3 separate regions of the Homo sapiens genome follow, and regions 2 and 3 are each linked to region 1. The links are chromatin loops, found by intact Hi-C in ENCODE. Cell type or tissue: A673. All regions are shown on one strand.

Evidence for each region. A loop is a pair of places that touch in the nucleus more often than their neighbours do. Peaks named below come from ENCODE experiments on the same cell type or tissue, not always from the same donor. Only the 100,000 strongest peaks of a DNase experiment are listed, where the experiment ranks them.
Region 2: a loop joins it to region 1, with 7 times the contacts of the local background. A loop is called at or near these places in 66 of 110 quality-filtered maps.
Region 3: a loop joins it to region 1, with 8 times the contacts of the local background. A loop is called at or near these places in 46 of 110 quality-filtered maps.

What each region holds. Positions count from the first base shown.
Region 1 is chr3:191,046,448-191,054,447 of GRCh38, forward strand. No RefSeq gene overlaps it. Among named protein-coding and RNA genes, the nearest start is that of OSTN, 150 kb to the right of the region's middle. In A673, a CTCF peak has its summit at 4,701 (motif pointing left); a DNase peak (open chromatin) is centred at 4,674; H3K27ac peaks cover 2,681 bases.
Region 2 is chr3:190,879,514-190,887,513 of GRCh38, forward strand. No RefSeq gene overlaps it. Among named protein-coding and RNA genes, the nearest start is that of SNAR-I, 5.6 kb to the left of the region's middle. In A673, a CTCF peak has its summit at 4,892 (motif pointing right); a DNase peak (open chromatin) is centred at 4,898.
Region 3 is chr3:190,808,384-190,816,383 of GRCh38, forward strand. No RefSeq gene overlaps it. Among named protein-coding and RNA genes, the nearest start is that of GMNC, 50 kb to the right of the region's middle. In A673, a CTCF peak has its summit at 3,604 (motif pointing right); a DNase peak (open chromatin) is centred at 3,618; H3K4me3 peaks cover 1,146 bases; H3K27ac peaks cover 882 bases.

The DNA of each region.
Region 1 (8,000 bases):
TAAGCCAGGGGTCTAAATTAATTCTTTTGCACGCAGCTATTTAATTGTTACAGCTTCATTTGTTGAAAAGAGTACTCTTTCCTCATTGAATTGTCTTACTATTCTTGTCAAAAGTCAGTTGACAATAGCAAAGACATGAAATCAACCCAAATACCCATCAGTGATAGACTGGATAAAGAAAATGTGGCACATAAACATTATGGAATACTATGCAGCCATAAAAAGGAATGAGATCATGTCCTTTGCAGGGACATGGATGGAGCTGGAAGCCATTATCCTCAGCAAACTAACACAGGAACGGAAAATCAAACACCACATTTCTCACTCATAAGTGTGAGCTGAACAATGAATGAGAATACACGGACACAGGGAGGGGAACAACACACACTGGGGCCTGTCGGGAGGCAGGGTGAGGGAGAGCATCAGGATACACAGCCAATGCATGCAGGGCTTAATACCTAGGGAGTGGGTTGAAAGGTAAAGCAAACCACCATGGCACACATTTACCTAAGTAACAAACCTGCCCATCCTGCACATATATCCCAGACCTTAAAATAAAATTAATTTTTTTTAAAAAAAGTCAGTTGACTATAAACATAAGAATTTGTTTCTGAATAATCAATTCTACTCCATTGATCTATATGTCTATCCTTATTCCAGTAACACAATATCATGTCACATCACTAAAATCAGACATATAGATCAATGGAGTACAATTGGGAATCCAGAAACAAACCCTAACATTATGGTCAATTGACTTTTAAAGAGCGTGCTATGATAATACAATGGGAGAGGCTTCTGGGTCTATGCTTTTCTTATGGGCTGTTTAATATTACTAATTTAATAGCTTTATTTATTATATACCTGTTCAGAATTTTGTTCTTTTTGAGCCGGTTTTAACAATTTGTGTCTTTTTAGAAATTTGTCCATCTCATGTAATTTGTTGGCATCCACTTTTTTATACCATTTCATTTTGTGTTATCGTTATGCATGATGCATCTACATTTGTAACAAGCTCAATAACACATCACTATAATTGCTAATTTATATAGTTTTATGTCTATTAGAGAAGCTGATGAGAAGAAGTAAATATATATTTATAGTGTCTGCTATATTCGCCTTTATTATTCCTTTGAATTTCATTTGCCGTCTGGTGTCATTTTCTTGTTCCAATACTACTTTGCCCCCAAATACCTCCTTTGTGTTGTTTTTGCCAAATGTATTATATTTTTGTATATGTTATAGGTTCAACATTGCATTATATGCTCCTCATTTTATACAATTGTTTTTTGAAATCATTTAAGAAATAAAGGAGAAGAAATACGCTATTTAAATATTTATGATATTTTTGCCAATACATGATAATCTATACTATTACTCTATTTTTTGATGTGACTTGGAATTAATGTGTGGAGTCATCTGCTTTCAGCCTGAAGAACTTCTTTTAGTTTTTCTAGTTGGTTCTTTAATCAAAGAATTCTGTCAATTTTTGTTTTTCTGGGAATGTCTTTATTCACCTCTATTTTTGAAACATGGTTTTCCTAGATATAAGATTCTTGGTAGATGTTTTTGTTTCAGTACTTTTCGAATGTTACCTCACTGCTTTCTAGCTTCCACTGTTTCTAATGAAAAGCCAGCTAATTCTTCTGTTAGGGTTTCCTTGTATGTAGTGAGTCATTTTTCTCTTGCTGCTTTAAAAATTCCCTCTTAGTCTGTGGTGTTTAGAACTTCTATTATGATGTGTGTGTAAGTGCATTTATCCTTCTTGGTATTTGCTGACTTTCTTTACTGTGTAGATTAATGTTTCTCATCAGATTTGGAAATTTTCAGCTAATATTTTCTAATATTATTCAGCTAATAATTTTCTAATATTATTTTCTGTTGCCTCCTTCCTCTGCTCTCCTTCCGATACACTCATTGTGCTTATGTGAGTGTGATTATGGTGCTCTACATTTCTCTGAATCTCTTTGTTTTTATCATTTATTCTCACTGTTCTTCAGATAACATAATCCATATCAATCCACTTAATACTTCACTGATTTTTTCTTCTTCCAGTTTAAATCTACTCTAGTAAATATTTCACTTTTGTTATTAAACTTTTCAATTTTGAAATTTCCAATAGATTGTTTTATAATTCCTGTCTCTTTATTAGATTCACTATTTGATGAGATATTATCATCTTAGCTTTCCTTACTTTTAAGGAAAAGTTTATTGTCCTGTTTATTTCTATGTCTCATAATTCTTTGTTGAAAGTATGATATTTTAAGTACTATACTGTGCTAATTCTGGATGCTGATTCTCCTCACTCTCTTCTGGAGTTGCTTTGCTATTGTTTGTTAATTGGTGAATTGGCTGGATTATTTTAGGAAAGTCTATTTCTCCATCAGTGTATACCTTCTAATATTGCCCCTCCCGGGGGGGTACAGCCTTAGGCATATGCACAGTCACCCAGAGATGACAGTAGGTTTTTTTTTTTTTTTTTTGAGACGAAGTCTCACTCGAGATGACAGTAGTTTTAGCAGGATTCCCTTTGACTTTCTCTAATCTTTTTGTTAAACTGTCTTCTTTGATATTACACTCATCTGTTAGGCTTCTCTAATTGCTGGCTGATTGCTCTATTGTTTTCAACAGAGCACCAGGCCTAAAAAGGATGCAATTAATCCTGGTCCAATTAAATCTAGATAGAGGTAGTTTTTGAGACTAATCTTTGGTATTTGTCCTGACCCCACAAAGGCTCTTCTTAGCTTTCTCTTTCCACAGTTCTCTTTGGTAAGCTAGCTGGCCTGTACTTTGGCTTTTTACCTGCTGTTCATTAAAAAAAAAAAAAAAAAAAAAAAAAGTTGGACCAGGAGTGGTGGCTGACACCTGTAATCCCAACACTTTGGGAGGCCAAGGCAGGTGGGTCACCTGAGGTCGATTTTGAGACCAGCCTGGCTAGCATGGTGAAATTCTGTCTTTACTAAAAATACAAAAATTAGCAGGGTGTTGTGACGGGAGACTGTAATCCCAGCTACTTGGGAGGCTGAGGCAGGAGAATCGCTTGAACCCGGGAGGCAGAGGTTGCAGTGAGCTGAGATCATGCCGTTGCACTTCAGTCTGGGCAACAGAGACTCTGTCTCAAAAAAATAAAATAAAAAGAAAAAAAAAGTTGCAGGTCTCAGCTCCAGATGACCCATTCATATTCTTTTGTAAAACATTTAAAGAGGAAGATAAATTTATTTAAATCATGCCAACTTTCACAGGCACATGAACACATATTCACAAAAACTTCCCCATCAGCCTCAAATTCTCCTTAAAATGAAATTTGTTGAGTTGGCAAACCCCTGAAAATGTCAATGGGGTTTCACTGACAAGATGGATATTCTCACATAATACTTGTGAAGCATTGAGAAAATGGCATTTATACATGGTTGGGTAAAAAAAACTGGATTTTGAACCATTATTACTAGATTGATGTAGCAGGATTTTGGCATGTTTATCTTAGTGTTTGGAATGAAAAGAAGTTTGCATTAAAATTGTGAGAGTTTGGGAAATGAAAAAATTAAAAGAGTTTTTTTTTAAAGTATGACAAGGGGCTTAGAACAGGCTTTTGAGAAAATCTTCAAAGAAAATCTTCAAAATTGAGTCTATGACAGCTACGCTCTATTCTCTGTCCTAGGGCTGTCTTTATGTTTCTTTTCCTTAGTGTGACAAGGATATTTTATAGGAGAAAAATCGTCCCACTATCTATCCCAGTTCAAGATCTATCTGTCTAGGGAAGTTTCAGAAAGATAGTCTGTCAGGTTACTTAACTGTGAGGAAAAGAAAATAGCTTAAATTCAGTTACATAAAGATGTGCATAGAAAGTGGTGTTTTAATAGTTGGTCACATATCATCCTGTCACCTAGGGCACGATGCAGAGGATGAGGCTGGTGGCCACAGCTGGAGCCTTGAGTATTTATGAGTTCGTATATGCATGTGTGTATATAAGAGGAAGGGTATGTGTGTATTGAAAATAGGAATAGAATGAGTGCAGAGAATCTAGAGGCATTAGACGACAACCGGAATGCCAACTCTGAAATGGTGTGGAGTAGAGAGGGTGAATTTCACTAGTTCCCTTTCCCCCGTTATTGAATGGGAAAGCTAAACTAAATGAATCATCCACTGTTAGTAGACTTCATTAACCATCCTCCCCCTAGCTTTATAACCAAATCTCACTTACAAAACGCTATGTCCTACCTCTCTTAATCCCCAGTTCTTTATTTACCTTCATCTGGAGAAGCACAAGTTGTTATTTTTTCTCCGTCAGAGACATTTGCAGCACACATATCAGCACTTTTAGACATCAGGTAGCATCTCTATCTTGGTTCAGCTGTCCTGTGTGCTTTTGTTATTCCCAAAGGTGCTGAGTGACCAAAAGCATGCTTTAGTGTGGTGCCTAACAGCCACCAAGCAAATGTCCTTTGGATTAGGACAATCCCCACACAACACCAGTATAGGAAAAAGCTGCATATGTGCTGCATTTCCACCTTTTATCCACAGTTCGAGTCCTGTATCCAATTTACTTTCCGTATAGGTTTCTAAGTAAGAGATAAGCCAGATAAATTATCTAAATATTTTATTTCATCCTCTGGATTTAAATCACTTTCTCAGAAGAAAGATGCAGTGGCTTTTATGGCCTTCTCTTCAGCTCTACTTTTCGAGTAACTGTTAAATGGCTCCACCATGTGGTTGAAAAATATATTTTATTTACAGAAACCTAACACTACAACAATAAAATTAATCAAATTAGTGTCATTTTATTTATTCATCCAGCAAATGTTAACCTAGCCTATTACGTGTCAGGCTATGTTCTCTGCACTGAGAACACTGTCAACGAAACTAATACAATCCCCGGCTCCTTGGATCTCATGATCACTGTTTATCTTTCCCATGGCTGAGTAGCAGACTATACCTAACATTAAAATAATCATAAAAACACATCTTTTAAGTTGTTTTTATTAGATACAATAAAGCAAGATAAAATAGGCTTTAGTTATGGCTCTGTAAGTAACTGTAAAAATACTTACTTTTCCTCTCTGGGACTCTGTTTATTATAGGTTGTCCTAGATAAATGGCCCCTAACCCTGATAATATGATAAAACAATGATGTATTATTTCTCACAGAAAAAAAAAAGCACATTCCAAAGTTTGTCTGCAAGGTTGGGGTGGGGGTGTTATAACCTCCTGAAATATTACTTACGCTCTGTATGTGTTCACATACAGGTAAAGTATATTATATATACCTATTGGAATAGATACTCTCTATATCCCTTCTACCTATAACAATCTTTGCTTCCCATGATCAGGAATAATTGATAAAAGAATCAATTCCAGAAGAGAACTAGAGCTTATATTCAAGGCTCCTGTCTTCCAAACCTTCCCAACACATCAACTGAGTACTGTAGTTGCTGCACTATAGCCGTTTCACCTTACTGCTTCCTGCTACCTTTACTCAGGAAAAAAGTGCCACGTGAATGGGTGATCATAAAATGTATTGTGCAAACCAGGACAGTTTTGAGAGTGAAGTGGAAACCTGCACAAGTACCTATTTATCTTACAATTTTATTATAAAAAGTAAATTAGTTAAGGTGCTAAATGAGCACAGAATAGTGGTTGGCATATAATAAGCACACTACACATGTCAGTCTTTTATCATGGACAACTAGCTATAGATCTCTCTACTTGTTTTCCTACTATTCCCTCTCTCAAACTCACCCTCCACTCTGCTTCCGAAGGTATTTTTGTAAAGTGCAAATATTCAGGTCCTTTCCCTCCTGAGAAGCCTGTCAATGGATTTTCCACTGCAAATGGAACACACGAATTCTCTTCTATTTGTTTCTCACTATATTCTCCCAACACTCCGCCTTTGATTCAGCCATAGCTCCTGCAAGCCCAGTCTCCTCCCTTCTACCTGCATGTATTTGAATCCAACCTTTGCTATTCTTCCTCCTAAATTTTACCCATCAAAATTCTCCTCATATTTTAAGTCCCTTTGTTCAGGCTCTTCTAGGTAATGTCAGACAGAAATTCGTCTTTCTCTATTTTAATAATTATATTAATTTTAGCTATCATTTATTAAACGTTTTTGTCAGGCACTATTCTAAGCTCTTTACATACCATTACCTTTTTTTTGTTGGAAAGAGAGATCTAGACACATTTAACCATTGTTCAGTGCACAGAGTAGTAAGACTTATGACGGAAGTTAGAACTCTGTTCAATGCAAGGTAGAACACTATGGAAATTGAGCCTGTAGGCGCTGAAATAAGACTGCCAGGTTTCTAATTCTGACTCTATAATTTACTAGTTGTATGACTTTGGGCATGTCTTTTTTTGTTGTTCAATTGAAACTGAGTAAACTCAGTTTCTTTATATGTACAGTTCATAGTGACAGTTGACTCAGGCCTGTAATCCCAGCACTTTGGGAGGCCGAGGTGGGCAAATCACCTGAGGTCAGGAGTTTGAGACCAGCCTGACTAACATGGTGAAACCCCGTCTCTACTAAAAACACAAAAATTAGCCAGGCGTAGTGGCGGGCGCCTTTAATCCCAGCTACTCGGGAGGCTGAGGCAGGAGAATTCGGTTGAATTCAGGTGGCGGAGGTTGCAGTGAGCTGAGATTGCACCACTGCACACCAGCCTGGGCGACAACGCGAGACTCCATCTCTAAATAAATAAATAAATAAATAGGATTGCTCTGGCACTTAAATTGTGAAAATCTGAAACAAAAGATTGGAATTATTTTTTGTTATGTTTCCCACAATGTATTCTCACTGTCAATATACATTGCCTACTCAAGAGAGGCACTTTTCAACTGTCATACAAATATTTCAAATATCACCATGGGGTTACATTGAATACTCACGAAAGGATTCATGGATGTTTCCTGGGTAAGAACATGAAAATAGCTAAAAACAAAATTCTGTCTTCAAAACGAAAACTTCTAAATTTAGATGCAGTCAGATATGGGACGCAGAGTTATGCTGACTTGATTGCCCCGAGTTGTGATTTCTTTAGATGACTCTTTGTCTTGCTTACAGTGTGTCCAATGTAACAACTGCATCCATTAAAAAAAAAAAAGATATAAAACAAGACTCTGAATTGATTTTCAAAGGTTACTAAGTCCTTCACAAACTCATTAAGAAGATGCTGAACAAACAGAAATGCAGTTGCTTAACAAATGTTTACGAAACTGCCTCATGGAAACAGCGTACTATGAAATGTCTTGCTATTTAGGCTGCAATAGGGCTTAAATATGGGAGGGCAGTTGGAGGAGGAGGGTGTGGGTGAAATCATCTCTACTATGGAGGGTAAGTCTTATGGTATAAAAATAAAGACAGAGTTCCGTGATTTTTTTTTCTCCTGATTTTTCCAAATGTTGGACCTTTCCTGACTCCATGCATATATACAGGTGGCAACATCAGGAATAATTCCCAGTATGTTGTGAAGGATGAAAGCAGCACCTTCCAAGTGGTTTACATCCAGCTTTCTATAAACTCTCTTTTCTACAATGCCAGGGTAAACTTTTGCATAAAACCCTTGATCATGTTACACAACTCCTCAAAAATGCCGTTGCCTTTCAGTTAGGATAAAACTCTTCAGCCTGGCTCTCAAGGCTTTTCTCAGAATGACTACAGCATTTCTCCTACATTCCTTCTCAGTAGCTTCCCTAATCACATCTCCATATTCTTCTCCTCCAACTTTAAGCCTTTGATTTTGCTCTTTTTAAAATCTGAAGTATACTTGTTGCTGTTTCCCAGCTTTTCCTGTGCTGGGTGGGTCAACTTCAGTAATAAAAAACGAATATCTAAATATCAATTTGAGGACCAAATATGGTGGTTCATGCCTGTAATCCCAACACTTTGGGAGGCCAAGGTGAGAGGATCGCTTGAGGCCAGGAGTTTGAGACTAGCCTGGGCAATAGTGAGGCTCTGTCTCTACAATAAATAAATCAATAAATATCAAGTTGAACTTTGTGAAATC
Region 2 (8,000 bases), 170 kb before region 1:
TTTAAGAACATAAACCTTTTCTTTCTCAGGAGAAATTGTAGTCCATACCCAATCTCTGTAATGATTGATAAAACATCTTATATCTTTCATTTTGCTTTATGTTTTCATTTATCTGGCCTTTTTTTTAGCACTTTTTACAGAATATATTTATTTTTTATTTTGATCGACATGAGTCTTTCCCAAAATCAAAAAATCAGAAGAATTAGTCTTTATGTTCACTCAGCAACTTGCTTGTTCCATGAAGTTAGACATTGCTTTTTCTGTAATCCTTAAAGCATAAATAATACCTGACTTTGATTACCTCTTAGAATTACTACAATGATGAAATAATCTATATGTACTTTCTAAACCATTTATCTGCAAGGTGTTGTAAATACTTCAAGGAAATATTAACATACAAGTAACTAAGGATAAAAGCTAGCAAATTTATTTTGTTATATAGCTGACAAAAATCTGTTGTTACTAAATTATATATATAATTAATATACAATTTCTAATATATATTAGAAATTTCGGCTGAGTTATCTCTTGCTCTTTCTCTGTGTGTGTGTGTGTGTGTATATATATACATATATATATAACTACACTATTTTTATAATTAATAGACTTTTTTTGGTACTTTTAGCTTTACAGAAAAGTTAAGTAGAAAGCACAAAATTCCTATAAACCCCCTTACCCTCACCCTAGGTTTCTGCTATTATTAACATGTTGCATTAGATGGCACATTTGTTACATTTCATAAACCAATGTTGATACATGCTTGTTAACTGAGTTCCATAGTTTACATTAGTGTTCATTTCCTGTGTTGTACTTTCTATGGGTTTGGACAATTGTCTGATGACCTGTAGCCACCATGACAGTGTCATACGAATAACTTCACTGTTCTAAAAACCCCTTGGTTCACATTTTATCTTTCATTTTTTATTTTCCATTTGTATTTTCTTAATTTTAATGTTTCTAGACCTTTTTTTCTATTCAATCTTTACTCTTATGTGCTTGATAAAGTTGGTATTCATTACATTTTTCACCTTGTTAATTTGGAAATCATTCCTTATTTTTATTATTAAGTGGCTGTCTTTCCTTCTGGATGTTCATACTGAGACACATTTCTCTCTATTGCTATGAATACCAAACTGTTATAATAATAATATTTATCAAGTATATACTGTGTGCCTTTTTGAAATGTTGGAAATCTATATTTTTTTTATTATAGTTAATAATCTATAATAATTTGTAGTATCTAATTCAGTTCTCACAACACTCCTATAAGAGCTAGGGATAATTATCATATCTAACTACTGAGGAATTGAAGCACTTACCTTATGTTACGCAGCTAGTAAGAAGTGGAACTAGTATATTTGAAAACAGGTGGATCAAGTTTGGTCAAAGCTTTGGTACTCTATTTTTGTATATTGACTCTGATAAACTCAATTAGTTATCTCAGGGAAACATTCTAGTTTTTCATTCTTTCCTTCCACTCCAATAAGATTATATTTAAAAACTATTTTTAGCTACCTCTCTCACTCTCATCTGCCCCTCCCAAGAGACCTTTAAAATGTTTTTATGCTCTATTTTATGCACTTATTTCTAGATTTTGCTGAAATAATTTAGAATTTTTACTTCTTACTGTTTTTCTTACCAATTATTTTTACATCACAAATTAAAATGAGATATTACTTTTCCTAGTAGAAAATAAAATTAAAGGTATAACTCAGTGTTGTCAAAACTATAGTCACACAAGCATACATTAGTAAAATGTTTATGTAAAACACTTTGGTAATAGATATAAAGAATATTTACTTAATACCTATTTATTATTTCTACTTTAGGACCGTAATGTAAGAAAATATTAAGAAATGAAGACGTAAATTCAAATGAAATTTTATTTCTCACAACATTTATAGCAAAACATAAAATTTGCCAAAAATTCAATCAAAAACTGAACAGCTTAAATTAATTAACTGGGGTCAGAGAGCAAGCACAGTAAGTGAAAAAAGTGATAGCTAATGGATTATTGCCAGATAATTGGATAAGGTGATATTGTGAAAGGTATCCCAAAGCTACTACAATGTATTTGGATCTCTTTCTCTAGAAAATAGTCTCCGATTCACTTTAGACAACCTTTTGGAGTAGTAATTTGTTGAATAATTTTCTGGACTTGAGGCTCTCACATGAGCAGTTGAATACTCCTGGGTATGAGAAGAAGAAACGGAAGTTGTGGTGAGGGGTGAAAACCATCAACTTGATTTAGTCTAATTAGTGCTTTAATAACATGCCTTAGAGATTTTATATATATGTATGTGTGTATATACATATATATGCGTATATATATATACACACATATATATGCGTATATATATATACACGCATATATATGCATATTTATATATACATATATGTAAAATTGCTATTGGAACTTAGATCTCTTTTTGCATCTAGTCTTCTACCATAGTTCCCTGTACTGAACTATTGTCCAATTTCATGAAGCCTCCAACTTCTTGTTCATTACTGGAACATTTTTACAGCACTTACGTCTTCCCCAACATTTTAGATTCAATGATATTTCCATCAGATTTATAAAACTTTCTTAAGTATAGCTCTCTAAGTTTACTTTAATGTTTCACATAAAAAACAAGGAATCATGTATTTTATATATTATTTTAGATACAGAAACTTGCCAAACGATGTGATGAAGATTTTTGTGGAATGTGCTGATGCTTTGGCTGTTTCTCTTATGTTATTGGTTATATAGTATTGCCTCAGAGTTAAAAGTTTTCTGCAAAAATAAAACGTGATTGACGTTGGTAAAAACACTAATTGTAGAACATTGCACAAGTTTGATTCTCAATATATTTTAGCTTATTAGGTATTTGTCTTTATTTATGATGATGATTGTGAAAATTGAAAATAAAAAAGAACTAAATTACTATGAAGTCCTCTCATTTTTCAAAGTGACTTAGCAGAAATTTATCGCCAAATCTCTACCATTTTTGTCTGGCAAGAAACAGCTCAATTAATGAGTAAACAAGCCAGCCTTGAGGAGTTTTGTTATTTCATTCCATAAAATGATGTAGCATAGAAACTCAGAAATTCTCATCTACTTACTTGCAATTCCCCAGCATACTCAACACTTTTTAAAATTCAGTGCTCACACTGCATTATTCCATGTGGAAGCTTCTTGTCTAACACGTTTTTATTTGTTAGAGTTCCACTGCAGCTATATCTTCCTTATTCACTCACCTCCTACACTGGTATTGTTGGTGAACAGTAGCTCATGTATCAAGTATCCTTAGTACCTGACAGTATGTATTTGGTAATAATATCTCCAGAGCATTCAGCATCACATTCCACAATTGCTAAGATGTAAAAAGTTCTGAGAATTGAAAGGTACTAGAAACAATATTTCCCACTTCTGTACCTTCCTGTTTTCCCCATCAGACTATGACCTGTTTGATGTACCTCTCTATACATACAGCGCGCTCTCACATTCAATACTCATTAAAAAGAAATAGTTGAATTTATTTTTTACAAACTAATTCCCAGAAACGGTATGAAGACAAAAGCCACATACCTAAGGATAAAGCTATGAGGCTGTTTGCAGTTTGTGTTTCTAAAGGTAGCTCATTCTTGGAGATTTCTCTAGAGAGGCATTGTCCTTTGTGCGCTCTGGGAGAAGGATGAGGAGAACAAAAGTTGCACACACTATTTAAGGATAATATATCATGGCTGTTTTAACTAACGACCCCGCTGCCAGTCCATTATCATGAACTAGGATAGGGCAGGAAATCAAGGTTTATTGTTTTGCTTTGGCATTTTCATGTTCTGCATTGTCAGCAATCTCTACTGAGACAGGTGACAAGAAGAGAATAATAGTTAAGTAATAGATTTTAATAAGTGGGGAATTAGTAGCTAAACTTCATTAGTGATCTTAAGACCCACAAATAAAATTCATAGTTTTGCAAATGTTCAATTTAAGAATATTTCCAATCATCTATCAATAAGCTCTCAAGTATGGTAAATTTTAACTCATCATCTTAATCACCCTGTCTCTGGGTTCTCTTTCTTTCTTTTTCTCTTTCTTTCTTTCTTTCTTTCTTTCCTTCTTTCTTTCTTTCTTTTTCTTTCTCTTTCTTTTTTGAGACGGAGTCTCACTTTGTCACCCAGACCGGAGTGCAATGGCGCGATCTCGGCTCACTGCAACCTCCGCCTCCCGCGTTCAAGCGAGTCTCCTGCCTCAGCCTCCCGAGCAGCTGGGACTACATGCACGCGCCAACACCCAGCTAATTTTTTATTTTATGTTTTATTTTATTTTATTTTATTTTATTTTATTTTGTCTTTTTACTAGAGACGGGGTTTCACCGTGTTAGCCAGGATGGTCTCGATCTCCTGACCTCGTGATCCGCCTGCCTCGGCCTCCCAAAGTGCTGGGATTACAGGCGTGAGCCACCGCGCCCGCCCTGGGTTCCTGTTCTTTAAACATATAACTATGATTCCCTAGCCCTTTTCATTAATGTTAACCTCGTTGTTTCCTCCTTTATCCCAATGACTGTTTCCTCATCCCTTACATTCTTCAATTAAAAAAAATCTCATTTTCTTAAAATTTTCTGCTTTTATTCTGCTCTGGGCCTGTTTATTCCAAATCCAAGTCTACAGAGTAGAATGGAATGCTCTGTGGACTAGAAGCCAGGAGACCTGACTTCTACTTGATCTACCACTAACAGCGTAAGCTTAGACAAAGCATTCTCTCTGGACCTTTAGTTTTCCCATTTGTAAGAAGAATGCGTGTTGGAGTTGATGATCTCCATGCTCTTTGAGCCATACATTTTAGACACTAAAATTCTCACATCTGTTTGTCTCACAAATCCTTTGCCAGTGAGCTGTTGCATCCTTCAGACGCTAGAGGGAGCTTCTGGGAGACTTTTCTAATACGTTTAGACTGAAGTAAGGAATAAATGTCCCTTTATCGCAATACACATTCTGATTGAAAAATGTAATTTCTCCTTTTAATTTAATGTAAAAGAAATAAATGTTGCAGTAATTCTAGAATTTTGTATTATTATGACTCTGTAGCATGAAGCTAACTTAATTCGCTTTAAATACCAACCAGGTCTTGAAGTTTTTGTCCTCTATCTTTAAATTTATGAAAATATAGGGAAGCACATTTAGAAACCAATGGAAAATAAGTACAATTATGAGAGTAGGATTCTTTTTAAAAGCCATCATTCTCAACTGAGATAATTCTCTGCTTGATGATATTGTAAAACAGAGTTATGATGCCCCTGTGTACTTTCTAAGAATATGTTTTAGAAAGTAGACAAATGCAATTTGACAACGACCTGTTTAACAATAAAGTTATTATAAACTTATTTATTAAATTTCAAGGAAATCAGGATTGGGAAGTTTGTGAAGAACAAATAAACATCTATTCATCATCCTAAGAATAATGTAGTTTGAGATGAGAAGTTAATTTGCATTTTTATTACTATTATTTGTTAAATTATGAAAACAGTGAATATATTCTTAGATTAAGAAGAGTTAACATGACTTTGATTCTTTGCTTCCTTTGTAGACTATTTGCTTATTCTTTGGGGATCTCTTAGATAATATCTTTAATACTTTTATATTTCAGTGTGTCTTTAGGTGCAGGAATGTTCGTCTCTTGAAGGATTGAAATCGTACATAACTTTTCAGTCTGAGCTTTTATGGCTTTAATTATAATGAATTCTGAGTTATTCTTTTCATTCATTGCCTCTTTTTTATTCTCTTTCTTTATTTCTGGTATTTCTATTATGGGAGTGTTACTAAGTCTCTTCCTAACCTCCATTTTTTTAATTAGGCTGTATCCATTCTTTTAGTCAGCTAATACTTTCAGGTTAGTTTTATTTATTTATTTGTTTATTTGTTTGTTTGTCTGTTTTTGAAACGGAGTATCACTCTGTCACCCAGGCTGGAGTGCAGTGGCACAATCTTGGCTCACTGCAACCTCCGCCTCTGGGTTCAAGCAATTCTTCCTGCCTCAGCCTCCTGAGTAGCTGGAATTCCAGGCGCCCACCACCACGCCCAGCTAATTTTTGTATTTTTTAGCAGAGACAGGGTTTCAACATGTTGGCCAGTTTGTTCTTGAACTCCTGACCTCAGATGATCCACTTGCCTCAGCCTCCTAAAGAGCTGGGATTACAGGCGTGAGCCACCGCGCCCAGCCAAGGTTCTTTCTTATTCCAGCCATATGTATTTGCGACAACCAGTGTCTCCAATTGATTCTTGCTTCTTGTTTTTCAACATGTTTAAATTTTTGAGAATATTTATATCTGCATTTTAAATACTTGTTTTCTCTATTATTTTATTAACTCTTTATTCTCTAGTATTAGATATTCCATTTGTTATCTCACAGTGTGTTCACTTTATTCAGAAGCCTCAAGGATTTTTACTGGAAACTCATCCTCTTTTACATGAGACTCTCAGCTGACTTTTAAGACTAAAAGATTTCAAGGTTGGGATAGGTATAGTTTTGATCCATTTACTGAGTGTTATTCTTTATTTGTTCTCTTTCTATGTCTTTTCTGACCTATCAAAGTTCTGATATGGGAACATAAGATGACAAGCCAACTGACTTAATTGGTAGTATCTCTTTTCCTATTCAGGTATGCTAATTATGTTTAAGCATTTAATTTCTTCTCCCTCTCTCTCTTGCTCTTACTCTTACTCTCAAAATGCTGTTTCTCTAATTTGGAGCACTATTTTTTCATGAAATTCACATAGTTCATATATTACTTGGTGTTAGTAAAACAAATAACATATTTTAGATTGAGTTATTAATGAATACAAATATGGCAAATATTCTATTGAAGGAAAAATGCTACATACATTTTGATTACTCAAATTTAACTAATTATATGCCTGTGTGAAAAATTATAGGGCAGGTGAAAGAATACTAAAAATAAACTGAGAAGATCTGTATTTAAATCCTAGATCTGCTTTTTACTAATAGTTTCATCTTGGTCAAATACCAAGACCTCTGGACTTGGGTTTTTTAATTCATAATATATAATTCATTTCTTCTGCTCTGAATGTACCTGTTAAGGGAGCGTATGCAGCATCCACAGACACACAAGAATACATCAGTGAGAAAAGTCTGTGTGTGTGCATGAGTATGTGTGTGTGAGTGTGTGTGTGTGAATTTGGGTGTTTATCTAATAATCCCCAATGCAGGGGATTATTTTCTGGTAAAATATGATAAAGGAATGCACTTGACTGGATATCTCAGTGAGATGTCTTTGATGTTAAAATGGCTACTTTTATGGAGCAAACTCCCAAGTCCATTTATTCAACTATTACATAAGCATGTATGGCTGCTCTATCTTACCTTGTAGTATGAATGGAACTGAGAGAATGAAGTAGTGGCTATATTGCAAGGGTACACACTGACAGCTGATGACTAGGTGAGCTTTATACACAGGAGCAGGTAGCACAAAAAAAAATTGCAGCACCTGAGAGTGCAGAAAGTAAAAGATAAAGCAGGGCGTTTGCCTGCTTTTTACGGAAAATAAACCTTGTCTAGCAGCAAAACCTGAGCAGATGACTCATGTTCAGAACAGGCAAATGATCAACTCCTCTTTCTGTGGGCAGAAACCAACAAGGGAGTGAAGAAAGGAGAGTAGGCGGAAATGTCCTTCTCTATGGGCTAAGGCAGATGTATAAAGAGAAGAGGAAGTAAGACATTTTTTTCGTCCACAACAGTGACAAATGAATAAAACAATGTGAAAAGTCTTGACAAATTATAAGTTGCAAAAAAAATAAGAAATGTCTTGACATACTGATTAAATGACGCATTTATCTGTTTAAACCACTTTATGCTTTAGATAGAAATTTTTTTTAGAGTGGCAATTTATACGATGCTTATCGCTCTTCTTGGAGCACGGTAGGCATTTAATACATGATGGTTTGTTGTTCGAATTTTTACCATACTTAATGTTCTGACAGCTTCATTCAATATTATCAAC
Region 3 (8,000 bases), 240 kb before region 1:
AAAGATAATAGGGCTTTTGTTTCTAATTTTGATTTTTAGTGGAGAAAGTCATTAGTGATTACATAGCTTTACTTATACACTTATAGAGGTAAAAATGAAGACCAGAGAACAAAAGAAGCACTCGAGGTCATAGAGCTAACTCACTGCAGAATACACTAACGTCTTAATCTCTTAGACTCTTTACACCAAATTTTTCAGGGATGGTTATCTTGGTATCATGAAGCACTTGCAAAATGTAATTATATAATCCATCATTATTATTATAATAACTTCCTTAGGAAAAATGACTGGAACCATTAACAGAGATTATCTTGTGGAATAAGATTGCAGGTGATTTTATTACTTTTGCTGTTATCCGAATTTTCTAAAATTTCTATATAAATACTTGTTACCTTAGTGATAATATACATTTTGGCATTTATATTAGCCCTCATTTTCTGAGTGTTCTGCTAGGCGCTTCACATGGATCAGTTTTGTTACTTAATTTTTATAAGCCATCTCAATAATAGGTTCTTGTAAACGTGTATTGAACATAACAGAATCCAAAGGTAACACGACCAAAAGGTTACTCTAAAAACGTACCCTTTCTACTCCTACAATTCTTCTTGAGATGCCTGCTTGACTTCAAGGGCAATGTTCTCCTAGTAACAACAGGTGATTCCAGAGAGGGCTCAAATTTTAATGCTTTTCTAAGAAGCCACATTAAAGTATGAAGAGGAAAGTTTCTATTCTAAATGGGTCTACATTGCTCTCAGGTCACTGACCAGGAACATTTACCCCACAGAGTCAGCAGAGAGGCAGCTGTTCTGGTTGTTTTTTAAATCTGTACAAATAAACAAAGACTTAAAGTGATCAATTATATTTGTACCCATTAAATACTAAACATGAAAGTCTTCAAAATGAATAGTGGAAGCGGAGGAATTTGGTGGTAGGTTTTATGTCTCCTTTTATTTACTAAGATGCCCCCACCCTTTTTGGCTTGCTGTCTAACACAGGACTCAAAGTTGCAAATTAAACAATAGACATCAATTATGCTTTGAGGGGCCCCCCAGCTTGCAACCAGTGTTAATAACTAACCATGAAGACTAAGTATCACTCACACAGACCTTTAGAAGTAATTGTCTCTGTTTCGTCTGGGACAAGAAGGAACACGACTCCCTGTGTTTGGTCCTGCTCCAGCTCATACTTTGCAGTGATGACTTTTGTGTCCAGCATTGGATGTGCCTTACATGTTTCTCATGAGTTAAAATCCCACAACTCATCTTGAATGCCTTTCTGGAGCAGAATAAGATTTAAGGAAACCTACAGGTAGGAGGCTTCTCTTGTAGAATTTGCAGCTCTGGGCTTCAGGATGCTCACCCCTGAATGCACATAGAAGTTGCCAGTGTGTCTTTTGGCCTGCTTCTTGTCTCCTGTAGCTTTTGGGTCTAGAAACAGATATGGCTGTAGTCATTCAGAAACCAAAAAAGCTGTCCAGAGACACATGAGATCATTCGCCAAGCACTACACTCTGACCCTGCGTCGCCTCACTTTGGAGCCAGGTCAGTGAGTGTTGTCTCTTGTACTCTTCTAGGAACTCAGAGTTATCCCCTGAGTGGGGAAGGCTGCTGACCATCACTAGCGTCTTCCCTGGACCTGCTCCCTGACAAATCCACATGCTCTCTGGATTTTGAGTGGCTTGCAAAACTCAATAAAATTCCACCTATGCCCCCAAAGAATTCAAGTGTAATATTAGAGTTAGTAGCCACTGCTATCATCACTGTCAGGAGTCAGAGGTGATAAAAGCTGTTTATGGTTCAGAACCAGATTTATGGATCCACAAACTCTCTGGTGTAGCCTAGAAAAGGTAAGAGAATACTTCTCACCTTTGATATGCAGTCGAAATCTCCAGTCCTTTATTTACGGAGGAGAGTGGCTATTTTTGAACACTAACACAATGACTCTGGCTTTGCTGCCTAACTACGAGGAGAGTTCCAATTTCTACCTGGGCCCAGACCCCTGATTACTGCTCGATGATCCCCTAGGTTATCTCTTCTTTGACCTCCATGACAACAAACCATTATGTGGGTGGTTAGCATTTGCCTGTCTCTGGACCCTGATGTTAGCCTACTACTCTTTTTCTATTACATGTAACTGGCTGATCTTTCATGTCTGCTTGTCTCCCATGGACATCCAAATAACCATCTCTCTGTTTCACCCCTGGTGGAAAAAACATGAAAATCCATGTTTGTGATCTGTATTTGTAAGTCAGAGAGCAGCTTTGTTACCATCAAATGCTATATTTTTATGATATTGACATCCTATAATCAGAATCATTCTTTGGAGCACAGATCAAAGAGAAAACAGAAAGCCACAACAGTTCCCAGTACTGTAATTACAAAACAAAATAAACAAGCAAAACATATGTTGGGCGTTTCATATATTGGGGTACCTGTTCAGTATCAATGTGATACCATGAGTAAATTTTTGTTGTTTCTATTTTGGTCATCAATTTTCTTATCTATAAAAAAAGACAGTTGCACTCACTGTTCTCCAGAGTCCTTCTGAGCACAACTCACCTAAAACCCCCTTTTTAAAACATCAAACTGTATATTAACAGCTAACCTTAAATGAGAAGATAGTCAGGAAAACCAAGTGTGTAATTGTGGCTTGGAGGATGGGATTAGGAGTTGCCCCAAACTGTCCTGTGCTTCCTGTCTGTATCAGCTTCGGTGAGTGCAGAAAAGACTGACCGTGTCTGTGAACACTCACATAGATGTTTTGACTACTTGGTGGTGAGCACACCTCTTTCAGGTAGGATAGGCTCTTTCTCTGAGTCACTGACCAGCCCTTGTTGACTGTAATCATCAGAGGAATGAGAATATTATCCACGGAAAAAGGGATTATTGTTTTTTTCCGAGGATCACAAAGAGACTTGTAAATAGTCCTTTAATTCCATTTTTCTCAACTCAAGAAGATACCACACTTGTAATTCCTGCCTGCAACACAGCTTGGATTGAATTGTCATGAAAAGTGCCATCTAATTTCAGTAGCTAACCATGACTACTAGTGACACTTGTATGTGTTTAGCCTTTCACTGATGTTTTTACATCTATTATCTCACTTTATCCACAGAATAGCACACCAAGGCAGGTGCAAGAGATATGATCATTTAACCGATAAGGAAACTGAGACTCACAGAAGTAAAAGCACTTGTCTGGGTCGCACAACTAAAATCTGGATTTTCTGACTCCAAATGGTGATTTTTCTTCACAATCTCAAATATGGAGATATTTTATATTCTTCCTGATGTCACAGTGCCATCTGTATTCAGTAGCTATTGACCATATATTGTAAGTTCAGATATTATAGTCTATTACATGCCTCTAATAGTACACGCAAAAGCAAGTATGTCATCATGGCGTTCCTCTTTATAATACAAAGTCACTCAGGTGCATCTCTAATAAACGGGATGGTTTCTTGCGGCGGCTTTTGCTAGAGTTGCCTAATACCACCCAGTCAGGGAAAAGGTACACTGGGCAAGGAGGGCTAACCCTGTGCTTCCACTGGAAACAAGCCTAAATCTTTGTACACGTCCGCTATTGATTCCTAATTATCACCAGGAGATGGCGCTGTGCATTAGTAAACATCCGGCTTACAAAAGTACAGGGTTTCAGGGAAAGAATCACTGGGGAGATGGTAAATGAGACAAATGTTTGTGAGGGAAAAAATATTGAACAGCTGATGCAGGACGAAGGCACATTTGTGGGATTTAGAAGATGGAGTATAAAATTGTGACTTTTTCATGAGGCATGTAAAACAATTATTTTGCTGTTACTTATTAGAATATTGCTGGAGAGTCAAATCAAACAGAAATTGTTCTATTCAACGCAATGGGTAGGTGCTCAGTAATACGGGCGAATGTTTGCACTCTGTTGACATCAACCTAGCTCTAGAAATGTTAAATGATTATCCAGTTATTTCCCAATCCGAGAGTTCTTTCTTCTTTGCCCAAACTGCTTACTCCAAGCTGTGTCAGCTATGAAAGTAACCTTTGTCTCTTACGATGATCCTCCTTGTGCTTATTTTTGTATGTAAAAAATTTTAGGCTCATAGCTTTTTAATGAATTTAAGAAAAAAAAATGTGTTCTTGTTTATGTTACTGTTTCAATGAGAGTGAAGTGTTTTCACATCTTGCAGACTTAGAGCCCCCTCGATTTCATCAAGGTCTTGCAGTCTGAGGGTCTAGCAGTGTTGTAGTTTCAGTTTCAGATATACGTCTAAGATTTTTTATTTTTGAGATCTCATAATCTTGCAGTATTTATTCGTAGGTTATTACTTAAAAGAAAGTCCCAAACAAGTGGCCAAGAAATTTAAAAGAAAGTTAAAATGAGTCTAATTAAAGCTGAAATTAACGAAAATTCTGATAACATCAAAATTTTAGCGTTTTGGTGGCCCAAAGTATTTGGGGGCTGAGCCAAAAAGAAAAGAAACAACTACTTTGATTCCTAGTGATTCCATTCTAAGCCCTGCCAGATGGATTAAAGCCACAACATCTCTACAGACATTTCAAATTCTGCTTGAAGCAACAAACTGATCAGTCCTTTACTCTAGCTAACAGAGGAAAACAGAGGAAAGTGGATCACTTCTTAGAGAAAAAGAAACAAATAAAACTATATATATAAATATATGCAGTATATATATTTTATGCATTATACATATTTTATATATATTCATATATTATATAGTATATATACTATACTACATATATACTGTATGTACTATATACTATTATATATAGCATATATGTAGTATAGTATATATACTACATATACTATATATAATATATAGTATATATAGTATATATACTATATGTGATATATATACTATGTATATATGCATTACTTCAGTATTTCCTTTTATACAATATATTAGCATAAAATGAAAATTATAAAACATGAATAAGTAGGAGAATATGACCTATGACAAGGAAATATTCAGTAAATAAAAAGACATTTAACAACCAAATGTTTGAATTATTAGACAAGAACTTTGAAACAATCATACAAATATATTAAAGAATTTACAGGAAAGGACAGATATGATGAGTGAGAAAATAGGACATTGCCGGATAAACCTGAAAGCAATTAAAAAATAGAAAATCTAGAACTAACAAATATAGTATCAGAAATAAAATTATTGAATGTGATTAAAAGCAGATTGAACATAACAGAAGAATGTATCGGTGAACTTTCTGTTTGTTGAGTCAATAGAAATCATCCAATATAAAGCACTCAGAGAAAGAAAATACAGAAGAAAATGGACAAAGTCTCAAGGACTTCCGAGAAACTATAAATTAGTCAAATATAGGTATAAATGGAGAGCTGTGAGGACAGAAGAGAGGACACTGAACAAAGCAGCATTTGAAGAAATAATGGATACAAGTTTTCAAATATGATTTCTGAAAACACAATTTATAGATCCCGGAAGCTCCAACGACAAATTCCAAAGACAGTGAGTGCAACAAACAGAAAAAACTATACTTAAGAATTTCCTAGGAAAGCTGCTGCAAACTAAACATTAAAAAATACAGTCATGCATCACTTAACCATGGAGATACATTCTGAGAGATGTGTTGTTGGTGATTTTGTTGTCATGCGGACCTCATAGTGTGTACTTACACAAACCTAGATGGTATGTTTACTATAAACCTAGGCTATATGGTATAGCGTGTTGTTCCTAGGCTGCAAACCTGTGCAGCATGTTACTGAACCGAATACTGTAGGCATTTGTAACATAATGGCAATTATTTGTGTCTCTAAACATATTTAAACATGTAAAAGGTACAGTAAAATACAGTGTAAAAGGTTAAAAAGTGGTACACTATATAGGGCACTTGCCATGAATGGAGCTTGTAGAAGAACTGGAAGTTGCTCTGGGTGAGTCAGTGAGTCAGTAGTAAGTAAATGTGAAAGCATAGGACATTACTGCACACAACTGTAGATTCATAAACGCTGTACACTTAAGCCACACTAAATTTATTAAAAATGGTTTTCTTTCTTCAATAATAAATTAACCTTAGCTGACTATAACTGCTTTACATTACAAACTTTTTAGTTTTTTTAACTCTTTTGTAATAACACTGAGTTTAAAAAACAAATACATTGTGTAGCTATATACAAATATTTTCTTTCTTTATATCCTCACTCTTTGTTTCTACTTTTAAATTTTCTTTTTTTAAACTTTTTTTTTGTTCAAAACAAAAAATAAACACATATATTAGTCTAGGCCCACACAGGGTCAGGATCATTATACCATTCTCGTCTGTCTCCACATCTTGTTACACCAGACCGTCTTTAAAGGCAGTAACATGCATGAAGCTGTCATCTATGATAACAGTGCCTTCTTCTGGAATACCACCTGAAGAACCTGCCTGAAACTGTCTCACAGGTAAATCTGTCTATATATCTCTATCTATCTATCTATCTATCTATCTATCTATCTATCTATCTATCTATAATCTAATTAGAAGGACTATACTCTGAAGTAAAGATAAAAAGTGTAGTATGGGCCAGGCGCTGTGGCTCATGCCTGTAATCCCAGCATTTTGGGAGGTAGAGGTGGGTGGATCACGAGGTCAGGAGATGGAGACTATCCTGGCTAACAAGGTGAAACCCCGTCACTACTAAAAATGCAAAACATTAGCCTGGCTTGGTGGCATGCACCTGTACTTCCAGCTACTTGGGAGGCTGAGGTAGGAGAATCACTTGAACCTGGGAGGTGGAGGTTGCAGCGAGCTGAGATCACGCCACCGCACTCCAGCCTGGGTGACAAAGCGAGACTCCGTTAAAAAAAAAAAGTGTAGTATGACAAATACATAAACTACTACATAGTCACTTATTATCATTTTCAAGTGTTATGTAGTATAGAAAATTGTGTATGCTGTATACCTGGAAGCAGAGTTGTCTTCTTTACCCTAGCATCACCACAAACACAGAAGCATAGTATTGTGCTATCATGTTACAATGGCTATGAGTTCGTCAATAAGTGATAAAAATTTTTCAGTTCTATTGTAACCTTATGAAACCATCATTTTACATGTGGTTTGTTCTTGACAAAAACATTGCTATATGGCACATGACTATATTTTAAAAGAAACTAGAGAAAAAGAGACATTTATATAGTAGAACAATAATAAGAATGACAAAATCTCATTAGAAACAGTGGAGGTTAGAAGACAATGACAAAAGTATTTAAAGTGCTGAAAGGAAAAAAGAACTGTCAAACTCAATCTCTATGTACAGAAAAAATAATTTTATAGGTAAAGTTGAGGCATTTCACACAAAACCTGAGAGAGGCCAGGTACTGAGGCTCACGCCTGTAATCCCAGCACTTTGGGAGGCTGAGGTGGGCGGATCACAAGGTCAAGGGATTAAGACCATCCTGGCCAACATGGTGAAACCCCGTCTCTACTAAAAATACAAAATGTAGCCAGGCATGGTGGCGGGTGCCTGTAGTCCCAGCTACTCGGGAGGCTAAGGCAGGAGAATTGCTTGAACCTGGGAGGTGGAGGTTGCAGTGAGCTGAGATCGTGACATTGCACTCCACTCCAGCCTGGTGACAGAAAGAGGCTTTGTCTCAAAAAAAAAAAAAAAGAAAAAAAGAAAAGGAAAGAAAAGAAAACCTGAGAGAATATACTGCAGTAAGACTAATACAGGAACATAAAAAGAAATTCTTCAAGCTAAGAAAAATTACATCAGATGAAAGTCCAGTTCTGTAGAAATATATGAAAATAACCAGAAAGTGTACATATGTAGATAAATATAAAATATCTTTTAACTCTGTCTAAACACACACTCACACACTTCTTATAACACCTGTGTTTATGCAGAAGTTATTTAGGAGTCTATAACATATGGAATTGAAATACATGTTAACAAAAGTACAAAAAATATGAGGGGCAATGAAATTATGTTACTGTAGGGTTTTTAAAGTGTTTATGAAATAGTCTGACATTATTT